Linked DNA regions of Mus musculus: region 2 is linked to region 1. A link is a contact called in ENCODE Hi-C or POLR2A ChIA-PET data. All regions are on one chromosome and are shown on one strand. Each heading gives the region's core, a stretch centred on a gene start or an enhancer-like site at or near the end of the contact. The rest is flanking DNA. Distances are from core to core; before and after follow the strand shown.

Region 1 (6,619 bases), core at 2,500-4,999:
AACTGTGGAGGCAGGAAGAACGAAAGGGGAAGGAACTGCTCCTGGTGCACACTCTGCTAATGCTGAGCTTCCTGGAAGCACAGTCAAGAAGGGAACTCTGTGTCTCCCCCACGTTCCCAACGTCAAGCCATAGTGCCTGTGAACCAGGGGCTAGGGCGATGGCCGACAGTCTCTGACTGTGGTGGGGTCAATCTGGCTTTGCAAAGCCTGGTTCCCAACTGGGGATTGTCAACTGCTTCCTGGGTGAGACTCCTGGAGGAGGTGACTTTAACATGGGGCAGAAAAATCCTTTCTTAGTCTTCAAAGATCTAGCTCCATAGCCTACCCAAGAGATGACCCAGGCACTAGGGGTTGGGTGCTGACCCAGCCGTAATGCTGTACTCTGTGCTCCCTATGCCCAGCTGTGCCTCGTGATGTTATGGGCTGAATGTGGCTGGTGGGCACACAATGGGTGTCTGTGTATAGATGTCCATGGTGGGGCAGAGTCCCTATTGGGAGGGGTTGGGCTGAGCTGTGTGCAGGCCAAGGAGGTCGTCCTTGAGATGATGTTGATCCTTGGAGAGCTGCATACAAATTGATAGGAAAGGTGGCTAGTTCACTGCTGGGGTACTGGGGAAGGGCTGGAGGACGACAGTGCTGGGTGACTTAGTCACTGTTCTATTGCTGTGAAGACACCATGACCAAGGCAGCTCTTAGAAAGGAAAGCATTTAGCTGGGGGCCTGCTTAGAGTTTCAGCGTTTTAGTTCATCATCATGGTGGGGAGCATTGCAGCACACAAGCAGTAGTCGAGAACTACACCACAATCCACACTGGACCTGAGATAGGCTCTGAAACCTCAAAGCCTATCCCTAGTGACACACTTCCTCCATCAAGACCATGCCTCCTAAACCCTTTCAAAAAATGCTACTCCCCGAAGACTAAGAATTCAGATATATTAGCCTATGGGGTTGTTCTTATTCAAGCTGCCATACTGGGTGATAGTATAGAAGAGCCAAATGTCATTGGAGGTGAGCTGGGAGGGTGAGGGACCTTCTGCCCGGGAAGCTAGAATGTTGTGGGTGATCATAGTTGATAAGATGGCAAGAGATGCTGGTGAGCCCCAAGGTTAGGTGGACCAGGTGTGATCAGAACAAGCAGTATGCAGACCTGGGCCAGGCTTCCTAAGAAGAGAGTGTGACCCTGCTCTGGAAAGAGCACCCAGGAAGGGCAGGGTGGACAACTGCCTTGGGTGAGAACTAATCAGGTACTCTACTGGCTAGTGGGGCTGGGTTGATGGGCAAGTGACAGATGGGATGTTTGGTGAGCTGGAGTCCAGGCCAGATGCCAGACATACCACAAGAGAGGTAGCAGGGTGAACACTTCAGGAAAGGGGTCTTTATGAAGATACAAGGGAAGTTAAGACAGGAGAGTGCTTCAGAGAGATTAACCTGCTGTGCTAGGTCCCATGGTCCTTGGAGCTGATGTGCCTATGCCAAGCACATTCTCCCCTCCTCTAAGGGCTCTTGTGCTGCAGAAGTCCTGGAGGGCAGTGGGGTAGGGAGCTCACTAGAAGGGGCTGTTCTTTCAGCCTGGAAGTACCTCACTGTGTGCTTTCCAGCAGGGGGCGCCCTCACCTGACTTTCGGAATTGCTTTGTATGAGCGACTGTCTGTCTGGTTGGTTGTCTTGGGAGGCAGACAGAAACCCCTGTGGACCAGCCTCATTAGAAAAGACAAAGGAGCTTTAGCTGCCCATGTGCCCCCTGAACCTGGAGTGGATGTCGGGGCTGCTGTGGGTGGAGACCAGGGTGGCAGCAGTGCTGGCTGGCGTGAGCCTTTGCTGCTGCAGACCATCCTTACCCCTCTGATCCCCTTTTCCTATCTACTGTCTTTTCCGATGCTCCCCCACTAGTGCTGAACAAAGACATTGCAGCCTGCCGCACAGCAACTATCACAGGTACCTTCAAGCGACCATCACTGCCTGAAGAGGAGAAGATGAAGCTGGCCAAGGGCCCACCCCCCACCTTCAACAGCCTGCCAGCTAATGTGTCCAAGCTGCACCTGCACGGTTCACCCCGCTATCCTGGTGGGCCACTGCCTGACTTCCCTAATCACTCACTCACCCTCAAAAAGGACAAGGCCCCCAAGTCCTCTTTTATTGGCGATGGGGACATCTTTAAGAAACTGGACTCCGAGCTGAGCCGAGCCCAGGAGAAGGCTCTGGACACGAGCTACGTGATCCTGCCCACGGCCACGGCCACACTCCGGCCCAAACCCAAGGAGGAACCCAAATACAGCATCAACATTGACCAGATGCCCCAAACCCGCCTCATCCACCTTAGCATGGCACCTGATGCCAGCTTCCCTACCCGAAGCCCACCTGCCCGTGAGCCCCCAGGTGGTGCACCCCCTGAGGTGCCCCCTGTCCAGCCCCCACCACCGCCACCTCCACCACCCCCTCCACCCCAACAGCCCATACCCCCACCACCCACCCTGGAGCCTGCACCTCCCAGCCTGGGGGACACGGGGGAGCCTGCGGCCCACCCGGGACCCAGTTCAGGTGCTGGGGCCAAGAATGAGAACGTGGCCACCTTGTCAGTGAGCTCTCTGGAGGTGAGAATGGTTTAGAGTCTGCCAAGGCAGAGATGGGTGGAACCCCAGCCAAGGGCTGGTACTTCCCTGCCCTGTGGGCTCTGGGTATGTCAGAAGTGGGTAAGGCTAGCCCAGGGACAGGATCTTTTCACACAACAGTCTGTGGTTAGCCTAGTGCTTTGTATTCCCCCCGTACTTTATTCAGCCTTTAGGACAAGGGGCAGAGGCTAGGATGGCACCCTTAGGGAGCCCCTGCCCCACACTAGGATGTGCCACCATCTAGCCTTCTACCTGTTAGGTGCAGCCAGCACTGAGTTCACTGTTGGGGGTCCAACCATGTGACCTGTGTGGCCTGCCTGAGCTCGACACTGCAGAGGGAGAGCAAGGGCAAACAGGCCTGGAGCAGGGGTGGGAGTCCTCACTGCTCACAGAGACCCCATCCTTATTCCATCATTGTCAAGGGTTTCCCTTCAGTCTCAGCAGCCCCTCCAAACCCAGAGCTGGGGCTGGTCCCTAGGGAACAGGCAACCTGGGTACTTGGTGCACCCTCAGCATGTCCCCTGAAGGCAGGCTGGTGTCTCCCCAGTTGTTGGGCCAGAGGGCCTGGACTTGTGGTCTAGGAAGTTTTAGGGAACACATTGCCCATGCACACAACCCCTTTCTCCTGCAGCGGCGGAAATCACGGTATGCAGAACTGGACTTTGAGGTAAGTGCAGGGGCCTCTCTCTGACCAGAGAGGCTGGGTACTAGGGCCATTTCAGCAATGGGAATTGGAGAGGGGCTCAAGGCAGGGGCCAACAGCAGGTGGGACGAAGGGGTGGCTGTGGATGCCCATCCGGGCTCAGGACTCCTGGCCCCAACCCACAGAAGATCATGCACACACGGAAGCGACACCAAGACATGTTCCAGGACCTGAACCGGAAGCTGCAGCATGCGGCTGAGAAGGAGAAGGAGGTGCCAGGCGCAGACAGCAAGGTCAGAAGCACGGGCTCTGCTCCAGTCACATTCCCTGGGCTAGCTGTCCCTTCTCAGATGTGCAAAGGGCAGGGCAGGAGGATCCTGAGCCTGGCTCTGTCTGGCAGGTTCCAGAGTGTCCTTCCCCACAGCACTGACCCCATCATGGAAACTGCAGCTACTGCCTGGATTCGGGCTGTGGGATGCGTGGGTTGCTGTTCTCTCTGGGAATCCCTTCCTAAGAGCCCTTCTCTCTCTTCCTCCTCTGCTCCGACTACACCGCTGGCCTTGAGTAGCCAGAGAAGCAGCAGACTCCCAACAAGAGGGCCTGGGAGAGCCTCCGCAAGCCCCACGGGACGCCTGCCTGGGTAAAAAAGGAGCTGGAGCCACTGCCCCCGTCTCCACTGGAGCTGCGGAGCGTAGAGTGGGAGAAGGCGGGTGCCACCATCCCACTGGTTGGCCAGGACATCATTGACCTCCAGACCGAGGTCTGAGCGGGCGGGCCGTGGCCCCACACCGGGCCAGGAGGTGGGATGCTGCTCTGCCCGCTCCGCCATAGGACGGGCACAGACGCGCTCGCGGTGGCGGGCCGGGTCCAGCCCCGGCCTCAGGGCGCTCAGAGGCGGCCAGGCAGAGGGCCCGCGGTGCTGGGACCAGAGCCAGACACAGGACAGGAGGTGGCATGGCCGGCGGGCACAGGGATCCAGAGGCCAGATGGTGCCTCAGACTCAGCCCTCCTTGGGCAAGCCCGGGCAGGCAGGCAGGCGAGCTGCTGTGAACACGGACAGGCCTGGTGTGGCCAGCGTCCCCAGGATGCCCACTTCAGCCACCACTGCAGAGGACTGCCTGTGGCCCACCAGCCTGGCTCCGATTTTTAGACACCCCTACCCCTTGGGAAGCAGCCAGACCCCCCACTCCCTTCCAGGACCCTGGGCCCCTCTCAGACCCAGGCAGAGAGCATGGTCCTGACCCAGCCCCCCCGGGACAGGACTGAGATCACTCTGGAAAGAAGCGGGGTGGGGAATCTATTTTTTCTCTCCTTTTCTTTTCTTCAATAAAAAGAATTAAAAACCCAGCTTTGTAGTCTTTTTTTTTTTTCCTGAAGCAGCATGGTTCTATTTCAGTGGTAGGGAGGCAACTCCTGTCCTGTCCTGTCCTGTCCTGTCCTGTCCTGTCCTGTCCTGCCCTGGGTGCCTGCCCTCCATATGGTCCTCTGAGGCGGGACTTAATTTGACTCATTGGACCCCTGAGTCACCTGGGAAGGACAGAGTTAACAGGTAGCAATTGTAAAACAACTTGAAATAGTGAAAGAAAAGAAACAAAATATGGGTTGTAGCTGGGTTCTAGCAGCCCCCCTGGGCCCATCTTGAACAGGCCTGCCCTACTACTTTGTAAGGCCCAGTACTGGTTCCCTTTTTCCTGTCCCCAGACCATGGTGGTCCTATGGTCAGACTACCTAACAAATCAACCAGATGCCTGCAACCCCAGCTTCAGCATTCTTGCATTTCCCAGAGCTTCCAGCAGGGGGCAGCCTAAGCCACTCAAGGAGTCTGGTTGGGAAGCTAGGAGAGGAGGTCCCTCCTTTCCCAAACACTGGGACTGCACAAGCCTGGACCTCTGCAGGCAGAACCCTTTAGACCCCAGTATGAACTGGAATCCAGATGCAGACCATTGGCCCTGAGGGACACGTGAAGCCCACAGAACCCCAACAAAGTACTAAGAGCTAGAAAAGGAGTCCAGCCCCATATAGGTTCCTTTTATACCCTCACCCAAATCTTCTCCCTTCCTTCCTTCACTGTGTCTTTGACATGCCACCCCCTCCCCAGCATCCTTTTTCACAGCAGAGACAGGCTAGGGATAGTGCTTGTTGGTATAGTGACCACAGTGAGCTCAGGTAACTGTGATGGCCAGGCACACCCCTAGGTGCACACACACGGGTGGGTGAATGGTAAGTGAGGAGGGACAAGTCCATAGATGGCCAGAGAAGGGCATGCAGAGCCCAGGATAGACCCTAGCTAGCTACAGACTACAAACAACAAAGCAAACACCCCACCAATGCTTCGGTGAGATTTGGCAACAAAATAAGACCCAGCCTAGACCATGCCATGGCTAGTGTGAACCAAGTATGCACGGGTGCATATGTCCCGCAATGGAAGGCTTCTAAGCCTCGTCACAGCGCCTACCACAGGTCACGTGAAGAATCGCTATCATAATGCACCTGCAGTCTGTGCACAAAAGCTCTGCCTTCCAGGACTGGAGAGCTTCCTATGAGTTGAGTGGCCTCACCCCTGGCTATTACAAAATGAAAGAAGCTGAGAGGGTCTATTGGTACAGGTAGAGAAAGCCCTGGGGTCCCAGCACTCTGCCTATGCAGGCAGCATGTGAATGTGGGCCAGGTCTCGGTCTTGAGGGCTGAACCCTGCTCAGACTTACCACTGTCCTCATACTGTCTTCATGCAGTGACCAAGCATCCATAGCCAGCTCTGTAAGCTGCCTGTCCCTGTCTGTCCTCTCCACCTGCAACAACACACAAAGCAGCATAGAGTACCCTAGCCCCTCATACCGGCCATGTGAAGGGAGAGACTCAACTGCTGGAGTCAAAGCTCTGTAAAATGCAGTGTGTGTCTAGAGGCAGCTCTCCCTGCCAACCCCCACTGCAGGCCCTCCCTCTGGAGGGATATTTGTGCTAGGAGTCCTGGCTCCTCTTCCTCCTCCTAGAGAGACCCATAACGGAAATTGCTATCTACTTTTGGCACAGGAAGCTGGCCAGCAAAGGCTGTACTTCATCAGCACCCTGAGCCTTGCTCCAGTGGGCCCCACTCCAGCAGGCTCCATATACATTCCAAAGGGGAGTCCATACCGAGTGTCGCCTTGGCCCAGAACCCTTGTAGGGACAGGAGCCTTTCCATGGATTGCTGTCAGGTCTCTTTGCTCTGGCTCAGTGTTTTGGAGTACTGTTCTTCTAACACCTGGCAAGCAGGGTCATGATCCCATCTGTCTTCGTTAGGGTTTTACTTGCTATGAACAGACACCATGACCTGTCTTAGTCAGGGTTTCTATTCCTGCACAAACATCATGACCAAGAAGCAAGTTTG
Region 2 (6,236 bases), core at 3,454-5,953, 71 kb after region 1:
TATCTGTAAAGGAGATGAAATGGGGGTTCAAGAGCATTCAGAAGAAGAGGGGATGAAGGTGGAGAACCAGGGATGATAAAGAGAAGGACCCTTGACATCTAAAGAAGAAATACACAGCCTGCAGACCATGGCCAGCATAACATGTCTGATGAGAATTTCCTGACCAATTCAGGGTGCTTTGAGGCCAGAGGTCAGTTGCATATAAGGCACCTCCAACCACTTTCTTTCCCTTTTGTACTTACTGGGTGTTATTATGATTAGGGTTCTTCTGGAGTGGTATGTGTTAGTACCAGCATACTCCAAACCGCGGCCTAACAATATGACCCTTGACCTGCATTGCCAGGCCAACAACCCTCAATCCCACAACCCACTTGGCTCACTTCCCACCCTCACTGGTGTGACGTCATTTTCTGTATAAATTAAGAGATCTCCCCCTCCTCTTTCTCTTTTTCTTCTCTTTCTTCTCTCTCTCCCCTCCTCTTTTTCCTCTTCTCTGCCCGTCTACCCACTTCGCCACCCCTCTAATTCTGCATAATAAACCTCTCTCACATGGAACTACCTTGGCCTGGTCTGCTGTTTGGTTTACTGCCCAAAATACATATATTAATATTGTTTGATATTAATACATCATTATGCCACCTAGTTTTTAAGTTAACTGGACACTGTCTAGAGTTGTTTGGGAAGAGAGAGCGAGGCTGGCCTGAAGACAAATCTGTAGTGTATTTTTTTAATTTTAATTGATGTGGAAGGACCTTGTTCCTTGGGAGCACTGCCACCCCTGGGATATTGGTCTTGGATGCTATAGGAAAGCACACTGAACAAGCCTGGAGGTATAAGCTAATAAGAAGCACTCCCCCATGGTCTTTGCATCAGCTCCTGCTTCTAGGTTCCTGTCCTGTTTGAGTTCCTGTCCTGACTTCCCTCAATAAAGGAGTGTGACCTGGAAGTTGTAAGGTAAAATACATCCTTTCCTCTTCCAATTGTTTATGGTCAGGATGTTTTACCACAGCACTAAAAATCCTAATAAAACAGGTGGCTATTTCTCATTGTCCCCCAGGGAGGCCTTGAAACCAGGCTCTTTGGAAAAAAAAAAAAAAAGAAAGACAAAACAAAGAACAACAACAAACCCAACAGACTCCTTTGCTTGGGGTGTGGGGAATCCAGTGCTTGTCAGGCAGCCCAGTAGAAATATCTAAAGAATCCTGGGATTATTTTGTCCCATTTGCAGTGATGGAGGAAGAAAGACAGAGAAGTCCTGGGTAGAAATTGTCCTTCCCCACCCACATTCCCTAGTGAGCCTATCTGGCGTGGCAGCTCCAGCCTCTAACAGGGAGCAGCTAGTGCAGGAAAAGGCCAAGCCGAGTAGTAGGGCCTCCAGAGCTATCGAGGCTCTGCTCCTATCTGCTTTCCTTCTTTTTCTACCCAGGAGGCTCCTACCCGCAGGCCCCGGGTCCCTAACCCCCTATAGTTCCTCCAATATCTCTGATAGTACCATGCCTCAAAACATTAGATTTGCTATTGGATTGCTCCCAGAAAGGGAGCAAGATTTTGTCTGAAAAAGAAATGTCAGTTAGGGAAAAGAGATGCTGTGCTGGTTAATTTCCACTGTCAAGCTAGAGATGTATGGAAAGAGGGAGCCCGAATTGAGGAAATGGCTCCATTATATTGGCCTCTAGGCAAATCTGTGGGGCCTTATTGCTGACTGATGTGTGAGGGCCCAGCCTACTGTAGGCAATGCTGCCTCTCAGCATGTGGTCCTGAGTTGTGTTTAAAAAAAAAAATCAACTAAGCCTCAGAAGAAAGCCAGTAAGAAGCCTTTATCCATGGCCTCTGTGTTTCTGTCTCCGGGTTCCTGCCTTGACTTTCTGCACTGATGGACTCTTAAGCTGTAAAGGTAAAAGAAGCCCTTTGCTCTCCCAAGTTGCTTTTTGTCATGGTGTTTATCCTAGCACTAGAAAGCAAGCTAGACCAGGCCTGGTGGAGCACACCTTAAATCCCAGCACTTGGGAGGCAGAGGCAGGCAGATGTCTGAGGTTGAGGCCAGCCTGGTCTACAGTGTGAGTTCCAGGACAGGCACACCTACACAGAGAAACCCTGATCCTTTGGAAGAGCAGTCAGTGCTCTTCACCACTGGGCTCTCTCTTTAGTCCCAACTACAGTCTTAACCAGTCTTTGCAGACATAGCTTCTCTTCTGGAATTCTTGTCCATACTCCCAAGTAAGTAACTTTTGTCAGCTGTCTTCTGTCTGCTCCCCAGTATTTAGCACATGGTATGTGATTTATTGTTTTATGTTTAATATTTATATTTTATGTCTTAAAAAGTTAATGTGGATATGACTTACGATCAGTCCGAAGCTCATGAAACACTTGTCAGGTGGGCAGTGGTAGAGCATGCCTTTAATCACAGCACTAGGGAAACAGAAGCTGGCGGATCTCTGAGTTTGACGCCAGGCTAGTCTTCTGCTTGAGTTCCAGGACAGCCAAGGCTACAAAGAAACCTTGTCTCAAAATAAAATAAAAAGTAAAATAAAATAAAGAAGAAGAAAAAAGGAAGAGGAGGGAGGAGGAAAAGAGGAAACTAGACAAATATCCTTATTCCCAGGGACCATCAGACATAACGAGTCTCTGGAAAATCCCGTAAATAGGTGACAGCTACACTAAGGACAGTGCATGCCTCGAGCCTTAATTCTTAATTTAGCTGTATGAGGTGAGAGCTTTTAATCTCCAAAGACTGATCCCTTACTCTCCCTAGTCTCCAAAGAGAATAAAGAGGGGCAGACTGGAACTGGAAGTCGGCTGGACTGATTACGATGGAAGGAATGTCCCTCCTTTGGTGAGGTTGCTTGGGATACCAGACAATCATGACCATCACTGAATCCTCTTGACATTTTAAGTCAGGCACATGAACACTGAGGTCTTCAAATCCCAGGAGAATAACTAATACTGTGGTGGCTATGGTCACCTGACCATCGAGTGTGGGCCTCGAGAGACCAACGAGGCAGAGAATTCTGGACTATTCCCAGGACAGTGCTTGACAATACCCTCTCCACATGCTGTCCATCCATCCAGGCCTCGCCTTATGCCTTGCTCCTCATTTCTATAGCCCTGAACCTCTGAAGTTCTGCAGGGCCTGCCTCTGCCACTTGGCTCTGAGTTCTCTGTAGTTCACCATCTGGGTTCCTAACATCTTTCTTAACCCACTCGAGACTGTGTAGAACCTTCATAGGCTTAAAAGCCATCTTTGTAGGTTCATTCCTGCTTATGGCAAACCTCTGTTTCTCCAGGGTTAGGCTTTGCTACACCTGTAACCTTACTACCAATGGCTCTGTACTGCTGGCTGCAGGAATGGCAGTCATGTCTTTGTTTCAGAACTTAACATCCATCTTTCAACCATATCTTTGTTTCAAAAGGGTTGTTAATGCTGCCTTGTTATAACTACCTGTTACAACAACCTTGCAATCATGTTGTTTTGTTTCAGGAGGTCGTTATGGCTAACTTGTTCTGCTCCTGTAACCCTGTACCTGTTTTGCTCAACAAATCCCCTATTTGGAAACCTCCTACCCCTGAGCTATAAAAACCCTTTCTTCTGAATCACATCCAAGGCTGACCTCTTGAACCCTGCTTTGGGGAGAGGCAACCAGTGGACATGAATTTAAAAGTTTTGCTTGAATTAATTGCTTGCTTACTTGCTTGCTTTAATTTGCCCATGATAATTTGAGTCGGTAGTCTTTCTCTTCCCATCTTTGGGATTAGCAACTTCATCTCCATCAGCTCTCTTCCTCTGCCTCCAACAAGGCATCTTTAAACTCCTTAAACACTGCTTTAGGCTTTATAAAACCTTGTCACTGTGTAGCATGTGTACATGCATGTGTACATGTGTGTGTTTCACAGTCTGATGTATGACCTGGGAGTTAATGAGAATAAAAGAACCTGTTTGCTTTCACCAACCATCAAAGGAAACCAGGACTACTTGGCAAATTACAGTCAACAAAACAAACATAGCCTGAAAATTTACTCTTATTCAATAAATTCTACTTTGTTGACCAATATGTGTCCATCCATATTTCTGGCAGAAGAGGCTCATGATAAGAGCCTGTGGAACATTCCATCCGCCTAGAGCCACTCAGTACACCAGAACCCCAGGGAGTCTAGAAGAGAAGCCTGGACCTCATCCACTGAGGTTCACCCATGTTATTCCCAGCCCTTGTATTGCGCAGGAAAGCTCCCCTTTATGGCCCCAGCTCAGTTTCTGGATAAGGATGCCAGCAAAACCCCGCTCAGCACCACGGACAGAGCTGCACAGTGCGTTACCACCATGACATAGCATTTTTCTGTTAGCCAGGGTAGAAATGAGAATAGTGAAAGTAATTTTATAGCCCAGTATGTCCAAAATATCTCCCCATGTATGAAGTATTTCAGAGATTAACCAGATGAGTCCCGTGGCCAGTGAGAGCAGAGAAAAGAGGGACTGTCTGGGCTTATCTGCTGGCCTACCTGCCCTGGGGCTCTGTCTGAGGAGGTTGGGCTTGGCCCTGGGAACTCAGTTTGATGAGCTCAAGATTCTTAGGTAGAAGAAAGCTTCCTCGGAACAGTCTGTGGTCCCTGGAGCTGGCCAAGCTGGGGGAGGCAGGGGAAGGAAGATTGCAGCCTTAAAGCCCAGCCCTGAGGCTCTCCTTCAGCCTACACAGCTCTTTGGGACTCCAGGCTTGGAGCTTCCCAGCTCCCTGTGGGTGGAAGCAGTGACAGGCGTAGGCCGCTGTTAGCGGGAGAATTGCTCCAGGCATACACAAAGTGCTGGCTGTCCAGGTCCCCTACACTCACCTGTAGGTGGCCACAGACTGTAGGAGAGAGGGGAGGGGGCGAGAGCAAGCATTGTGAGATGGGGAACAACATAGAGCAGGAGGATCCACAGGAACCGTCCTTGCGGTCCCAAGTCAGGTCACATGCACCTCCCTCTGCTTTGCTGGTCCATTCCTGAGTTCAAGGTTAGTCGTAGGGCAGATAGTGCCGGAGCTGAAGTGTCTGTGACCAGGACCCAGGATGGTGAGGAGTGTCTGAGAGGGAGGGTGACAGTGAGGTCTTGTATCCTGGCTGGGGAATGATGCATGTTTTACAAGAGATTTCTAATTCCTCCTTCCAATGATTCCAATCACAGATCTCCCAGGGACCTTTCTTCAACCCAAATCTCCCAATCTATGTATAAATGCACACATGTGCACACACACACACACACACACACACACACACACACACACACCTGCCAGGGTCTGAAGCCTATCCAACAGGAATACTGTGGTTACTCTCGCTTGGTTCCCATAGCAATGCCTTAGAGGGTGGGGGAGGGGCAGAGGTGGAGACACAGAGAAGGTAAATAAAGAGCAACAGCTTCAAAACTGAGCAGCTGGGAGCAGCCAAGAGATCAGCTTCCATCACTGAGGCTGCAGTCTGATAAGCAGCTCTGTCCTGTCTCCTTCCTATTGCAGGCTCATGTGCCGCTCTTGCAGACCCAAACCCCCAGGTTCAGGGCATGTGACCAGTCTCTGGGATCCCAGCTGTGTCCTGGGGCTCACTCTAAATAGGACACAAGTGGTGTCCCTTGCTGTCCAGTATGCTCCAGAACAGCCATAGCCAGTGCTCTCTAACATCTCCCCAAGGCAGTCCACGAAGTGCTGTCCACATGCGCGATGCCTCTCTCTGACCTGTATGTCAGCCCAGCAGCAGCAGTCACAGGACCTGACACCATCATGGCCTTATTGACAGGTAAGGACACTGAGGGGCTTTGTGGCCACAGTGAAGAGGGAGAAGGGCCTGCTCTACTCTACTGAGGCTGAGGCAGAAATAATATTTGTCTCACAGTTCTATGGGCCAGAGATCATCCCTGGGTGTCACGGCTATTGTTTAGAATGTGCTGTGGATAGCCTTGGGCAGGCTCTAGGACTACCACAACTCAGGGCTCTCGGCATGCCTCTGGCCTTTGAAGGCAGCCACAGCAGTGAAGGCAGCCACAGCAGTGAGTCTTTGCTGGGATCGTTCTGACCATTGTCTGCCCTCCTCTCAGCTCTCCATCTGTCTCCCTCTGGTACCTTGTGAGGACACTAGACCCACCTTCATCTCAAGATCAACAACAAGGCTGTTTGTCGCTGCTGGGGTAAACTGACAAGAAGGTGATGACATTCAGAGTCTGCTCACCACAGGGCTGACTGGTGGACCAGAGGCCTTGCCAAGTGGAGGAAGGG

What was found. Hi-C counts contacts between places; a loop is a spot of excess contacts on that map. ChIA-PET counts read pairs that join two places held with the same protein, here RNA polymerase II (POLR2A).
Region 2: POLR2A ChIA-PET joins it to region 1 with 15 read pairs in embryonic stem cell. The contact joins two enhancer-like sites. A Hi-C loop is called at or near these places in 3 of 37 maps with a recorded cell type or tissue (T-helper 17 cell and left cerebral cortex). POLR2A ChIA-PET finds 5 or more read pairs at or near these places in 3 of 5 experiments (all embryonic stem cell).

The regions. Positions count from the first base shown.
Region 1 is chr15:74,584,867-74,591,485 of GRCm38, forward strand. Adgrb1 (adhesion G protein-coupled receptor B1) reads left to right here. Exons shown (of 31, transcript NM_174991.3): 28 at 1,891-2,591; 29 at 3,241-3,276; 30 at 3,438-3,545; 31 at 3,821-4,598. The coding sequence ends at 4,018. Among named protein-coding and RNA genes, the nearest start is that of Mroh4, 48 kb to the right of the region's middle. Within about 2 kb of position 3,750, at least 1 of the 3 ENCODE cell types and tissues checked has a DNase peak (open chromatin) inside an H3K27ac peak, as active enhancers do; it is left cerebral cortex, where a contact is called at or near this core.
Region 2 is chr15:74,654,867-74,661,102 of GRCm38, forward strand. No RefSeq gene overlaps it. Among named protein-coding and RNA genes, the nearest start is that of Arc, 15 kb to the right of the region's middle. Within about 2 kb of position 4,704, at least 1 of the 3 ENCODE cell types and tissues checked has a DNase peak (open chromatin) inside an H3K27ac peak, as active enhancers do; it is left cerebral cortex, where a contact is called at or near this core.